2 separate regions of the Homo sapiens genome follow, and region 2 is linked to region 1. A link is an interaction called in ENCODE POLR2A ChIA-PET data of the cell type or tissue named here. Cell type or tissue: Caco-2. All regions are shown on one strand. Each heading gives the region's core, and the rest is flanking DNA. Links, peaks and the distances in the headings are about the cores only. Region 1 holds the start of ZNF214 (zinc finger protein 214). Region 2 overlaps ZNF215 (zinc finger protein 215).

Region 1 (2,820 bases), core at 208-2,707:
CTTGGGATCAGACTATGAGGGAAACAGTGTACATTCCTTCCTCCTTTGTGTTCCTCTTCTGGGGAAGGGTAGAGTGCTGAGACGGCTGAGCTGAGGAGGAAGGCAGACTGAAAACCTGGGTATGGCTTTAAATTCCCAAATTCATTAAATTTCCCATATACTAACTGGGTATGACGCACACATCTCCTAGCAAGAGGTCCAAAAGAAGCCTATGAATGCTCTTGTTTCCTTTCAACGACCAGAAAGGAGAGCTATGAACACTGGCACCTTGAAATTTATTTCCAACCCTCTAGAAACTTCAAAAGATACAACTCACTTATTTATTGAGATTATTATTACTACTAACAATAATAGGAAAGCACCAGCACACTTAAATAGTATCTATTCTCAAGGTATTTTTCTTATTTTGTTCAGTTTAAGTAGAAAATCATTCCATTGTCCTCCCCTACTTGCTAAACAGGAATACTGGATTTACTATCAGAAAAGTACCTGGAGTCTTAGAGAAGTATCCCAGAACTGGAGCTCCCAGGTCCTGATCAAAGTCTCAACTGTGCCATCAAGCACTTGTAGAACTTTAAAGAGGACCAAACTTATAGATCTCCAAGATCTCAGTTTCCTTACCTGTAAAATGGGGGCATGAGCCTTTGCCACCCCAGTCCTTCCTTGCTGATCAAAGGTAGGTTCCTGGGCAAAGTAATAAGCAATTAGTTAACCCTCTTTCTCTAGGGAAAAAACGTTTCATGCGTGCCCCAAGAGCAGGACAGGTTTGGGCTCCCCCAACGCGTCACGGGCTGCCCAAGTGTAAGCACCAGAGAACCAGACACACGAACGGTTCTCTAGGAGCGGGATCTCCCGGTCTCCGCCACAGACCCGGGGGTCCCCTGCTCCTGCACTGAAGACGCGCGCGGCCTCCGTTGCTTATCCAGATCCCCGGCCAGAACTCTGCCCCGGCACCGAACACCGGGCACCCATACCCCGGGGCCCAAGCTGCTTCTGCCCTCCTCTACTTGCCTTTATTAAGTCTTAACGTGGGAGAGAAGCCGTGATGTACCCATCTACACGGGTGTCTCTGGGGTTTCTAAACCGGAGTAGCTTCTCAGTCCCTGACCCTCGATTTTCTGCCCCTCTTCCTTCAAGCACAGCTCGTCTTGCCCTGTCCGCTTCTGGCTCAGTCCTCCTGAGAGTTCATGTCACTTAACGGAGCCTGTGAGAGTGGACCGGGATGGCCAAAACACTCAGTCCACACAAACAATGGCCGCAGCCCGGCTGGACCGAAACGGAAGTCCCAGGTCTTGGAGTAGACACTCGCAGTGTTTCCATGGATACGGGAGGGGCGGGGCGGGAAGAGAGAGCGCGGGAAAACGTGACTCCTGATTGGCCAGAAGTATCCCGCGCCTCCCGACCTTTGGCCGCTGGCATTCCTGCGCGGGCGGGAGCTGCGGGCGCTCGGGGGATAAGGCGAGGACGCACCAGCATTAATGGAATAGGAGAACTCCCGAAGCTTTTAGGGCCCTGGGAAAGGGGGCGTGGCTGGAAACGGAGCTACTGGCTTCGGAGAATTCTGTGACCCTCACCACCGCGACGACCCCGAGGAAACGCTGTCAGGTCGCCTTTGGTTGGCAAGGCGTGGTTGTCCTCGCTGTCCCGCGCCTTGGCGGAATGGGCACCTCACTAGCCCTGGCACTAGCTAGCATCGCTCTAAACTCAAGGTTAGAGGTTTTCAAATTCCGTCCTATTGTTGCCAGACACCCTCTTCGTTCCTGGTCCAGTGAGGCTTTCCTCCCTCCCGCCTTCTTGCCAAATCCCAGGCTCCTCTGGAGACTCCAGGCAGAGAAGGGAAACGCACAGTGGAGCTGAAATGAAGCCATGAGAAGGAGCCCCTCCTCAGTGTCCTGGGACCACAGAGAGTTGCAAGAGCCTGTTCTATTATTTAGCTGAGTGTGTTATATTAGGAAAATACTTTCGCATCTTTGGGCCCTGTCCTTCAAACTTGGGCTGGATCAGTAATATTCAAACATTTTATTAGGCAAGGAACTTTTGGTAGGATAGTCATTACAAGCAAGGGACTCCTTGGATTCAAATCTGACAACACCACTTACGAGATCTTGGCTGGATTACCTAACCTTTAAGCATCAGCTTAATAGGCGTAATATTGATAGCCAATAATAATAGTAACTATGTAACAGACTTGTTAGATTGAAATGAGTTAGTGTAGTTAAAATGCTTAAACCAGCCCCTTGCACATAGGAAGTAGTCTTGTGAACTATATATTTACAGTTTGGTGTTTAGCAGGGGTGGGTGGCCCAGCGCCTATCTGCTTGAGTTCACCACACAATAAGCTCTTGCATTTTTTATGACTCTGGAGACCACATTTTGAAAATTACTGGGCGTGGGCCTTCCCTGGTTTGAACATTCAGAGAGCATAGCATAGCATTTTAAAAATGTGGGCTTTGTTGTCTGACGGAACTGACATTAAGAGCTGTCAATCATTGTTATCCACTAGGTGGTGGTAAGCAAGTTGTTTAACCGCTCACCCTTAAGTATTTTCACCTGTAAATTGCAATGTATTTATTTATTTATTTTTTATTATACTGTAAGTTTTAGGGTACATGTGCACAACGTCCAGGTCAGGTTTGTTACCTATGTATACATGTGCCATGTTGGTGTGCTGCACCCATTAAATCTGTCTCTGCATTCAGTAATTCAACTATCAATTGCGGCTATTTAAATACATTAAAAAGCAATGTATTTAAATAGCCGCAATTGATAGTTGAATTACTGAATGCAGAGACATTGACCGGTAAGAACGAACACTGGAAG
Region 2 (2,820 bases), core at 178-2,677, 83 kb before region 1:
TAACAAATATACAGAGCGTTCTACCCAAAAAACAACAGAAGATACATTTTCAAGTATACATGGAATAGTCTCCAGGATAGACCAAATGTTAGACTAAAAAACATGTTTCAGTACATTTAAGTAGATTGACATCTCATGAAGTATCTTTTCCAACTATAGCAGAATTAGAAATCAGTAACAGAAGGAAATCTGGATAATTCACAGATAAGTGGAAATTAACAGTCACATAATCAGTGGGTCAAAAAGGAAAGCACAAAGGAAATGAAAAAATATTTTGAGAAATGGAAACAAAAATACAACATACCAAAACTTATGACATACAGTGAAGGCATGGCTCAAATTGTAGCTATAAATGCCTACATTAAAAAGATCTCAACCCTCCACCTGAAGGAACTAGAAAAAGAAAACCTAAAAGCCAGATGAAGAAAGAAAATAAATATTAGAACAAAGATAAATGATGTGGAGCCCACAAAAATAATAGAACCAACAAAACTGAAAGTTGGTACTTTGAAAAGATCAGCAAAACTGACAAAGGTTTAGCTACACTGATCAAGAAAAAAAGGACTCAAATTACTAACATCAGGAAAAGTGGGGACAATACTACTGACTTTGCATAAAATGAAAGGGCTCATAAGAGAATACTAGGAGCAATTAAATGCCAACAAATTAGATGCACTTAGATGAAATTCACAAATTCCAAAAACACAAATGACCAAAACTGACTGAAGAAGAAATAGAAAATCTGAACTCAACTCAGCAATAACAAAAGACTGGTTTAGTTATTTTTAAACTTTCAACAAAGAAAACTCAAAGATGATATGGCTTCACTGGTAAATTCTACTACACTTTTGAAAAATTAACACCAGTATTCTCAAACTCTTCCAAAAAATAGGAGGAACACTTCTTAAGTTATCCTGTGAGGCAAGTATTAATCTGATGCCAAAGCCAGACAAAGACATCACAACAAAAGAAAAATGGCAAACCAAATCCAATAGCGTTTTAAGAGGACTATACAAAATGACTTAGTGGGATTGATCCCAGAAATGCAAGTATGGTTCAACAAATGAAAATATATCAGTGCTGTACATCATATTAATACAGTGAAAGGGGAAAAATTACACGATTATCTCAATTGATGCAGAAAAAGCATCTGACAAAATCCAATGCCCTTTTATGACCAAAAAAAAAAAAAGGACTAGAAGTGAACTCACTCAGCCTGACAAAGGACATTTATGAAAAACCCACAGTTAACATTGTACTTGATAAACTTGATGAAAAAGTGAAAGCTTTGTTCTTAGAATCAGGAACAAGACAAGAATGTCCACTCTTGCCACTTCTATTCAATGTCATACTAAACGTTCTAGCTAGTGCAATTAGGCAAGAAAAAAAGAAAAGGTATCATGATTGGAAAGGAAGAAGTAAAACTATCTCTACTGGCAGATGTTATACTCTTATATATCCAAAATCCTAAAGAACCCAGTAAAAAACTATTAGACCTAATAAACTCAAAGTTGCAGGATGCAAAGTCAACAAAAATAGGTTATGTGCCTATAGCAATGAACAACCCTTAAAAGAAACCAAGAAAATAATTTCATTTATAATATGTCAAAAATAGAGGTGTAGGACTTGTCTGCTGAAAAGTACAAACCATTGTTGAAATTAAAGACCTAAGTAAATCCTGCGTTCATGTATTGGAAAACTTAATATCATAAAGATAACACTCCCCCAAAGCAATCTACAGATTCAAATGCAATCCCTATCAAAATCTCAGCTGCTTTTTTTTTTTTTTTTTTTTTTTTGTCAGAAATGGACAAGCTGATCCTAAAATTCATAAGGAATTGGAAAGGACCCAAGATAGTCAAACTGCCTTCATAAAGAAGATAGTTTTAGAATGTATACTTCTCAATTTCAAAACTCACTAAAAAGCTGCAATAATCAAAGCTATGTCGTACTGGAATAGAATTAAGAGTCCAGAAATAAACTCATACATCTATGTCCAGTTAATTTTTGACAAGGGTGTCAAGGCATTAAATGAGAAAATAATAGTTTTTCAACAAATATTGCTGGGACCCCTTGATTTCCATATGCAAAAGATTGGAGTAGGGGCCTTACCTCATATCATGTACAAAAATTAACTCAAGATGGGTCAATTGTCTAAATATAAGAGCCAAAATCATAAAATTCTGAGAAGAAAATATAGAAATAACTCTTCATCACCTTAAATTTGGTAATCAATGCTTAGCTATGACACCAAAGATACAAGCAACAAAAGAAAAAATAGATAAATTAGACCATCAAAATTAACACTTTTGTGCATCAAAAGATACCATCAAGGCAGCGAAAAACCTACAGAATGAGAAAAAACATTTTGAAAATCATATATCTGATAAGGGTCCAATATCAGGAAAATATAAAGAACTCTTACAATTCAATAACAAGATAAGGAACAGTTTTTTAAATGGACAAAGGACTTGAATAGATATTTCTCCAAAGAAGATATACAAATGGCCAAAAAGTATAGGAATAAATGTTCAGGATCATTAGTCATTAGAGAATTGCAACTCAAAACCATAACAACACCCACTAGGATGGCTATAATAATTACAAAAGGAAAACGAATAGGGTTAGCTAGGATGTGGAGAAATTGTTTGGAATTGTATATCGTTGTTGGGAATATAAACTGGTTCAGCCACTGTGAAAAACACTTTGGTGGTTCCTCAAAAAATTAAACATAGAATTACCATATACCCCAGAAAATTGAAGACACATATTCACATTAAAAAGTGGAAACAACCCAGATGTCCATCAACTAATGAATGA

The links. Peaks named below come from ENCODE experiments on the same cell type or tissue, not always from the same donor. Only the 100,000 strongest peaks of a DNase experiment are listed, where the experiment ranks them.
Region 2: POLR2A ChIA-PET joins it to region 1 with 6 read pairs; 6 of 35 experiments call an interaction of 5 or more read pairs at or near these places.

What each region holds. Positions count from the first base shown.
Region 1 is chr11:7,019,062-7,021,881 of GRCh38, forward strand. ZNF214 (zinc finger protein 214) reads right to left here and starts at 1,285. Exons shown (of 3, transcript NM_013249.4): 1 at 1,012-1,285. NLRP14 (NLR family pyrin domain containing 14) reads left to right here and starts at 1,418. Exons shown (of 12, transcript NM_176822.4): 1 at 1,418-1,709. In Caco-2, for the core only: no CTCF peak of the experiment used is centred there; a DNase peak (open chromatin) is centred at 1,360; H3K4me3 peaks cover 1,440 bases.
Region 2 is chr11:6,935,712-6,938,531 of GRCh38, forward strand. The region is part of intron 3 of ZNF215 (zinc finger protein 215); the gene reads left to right. The region is part of intron 1 of LOC107984019 (a long non-coding RNA gene); the gene reads right to left. Among named protein-coding and RNA genes, the nearest start is that of ZNF215, 11 kb to the left of the region's middle. In Caco-2, for the core only: no CTCF peak of the experiment used is centred there; no DNase peak of the experiment used is centred there.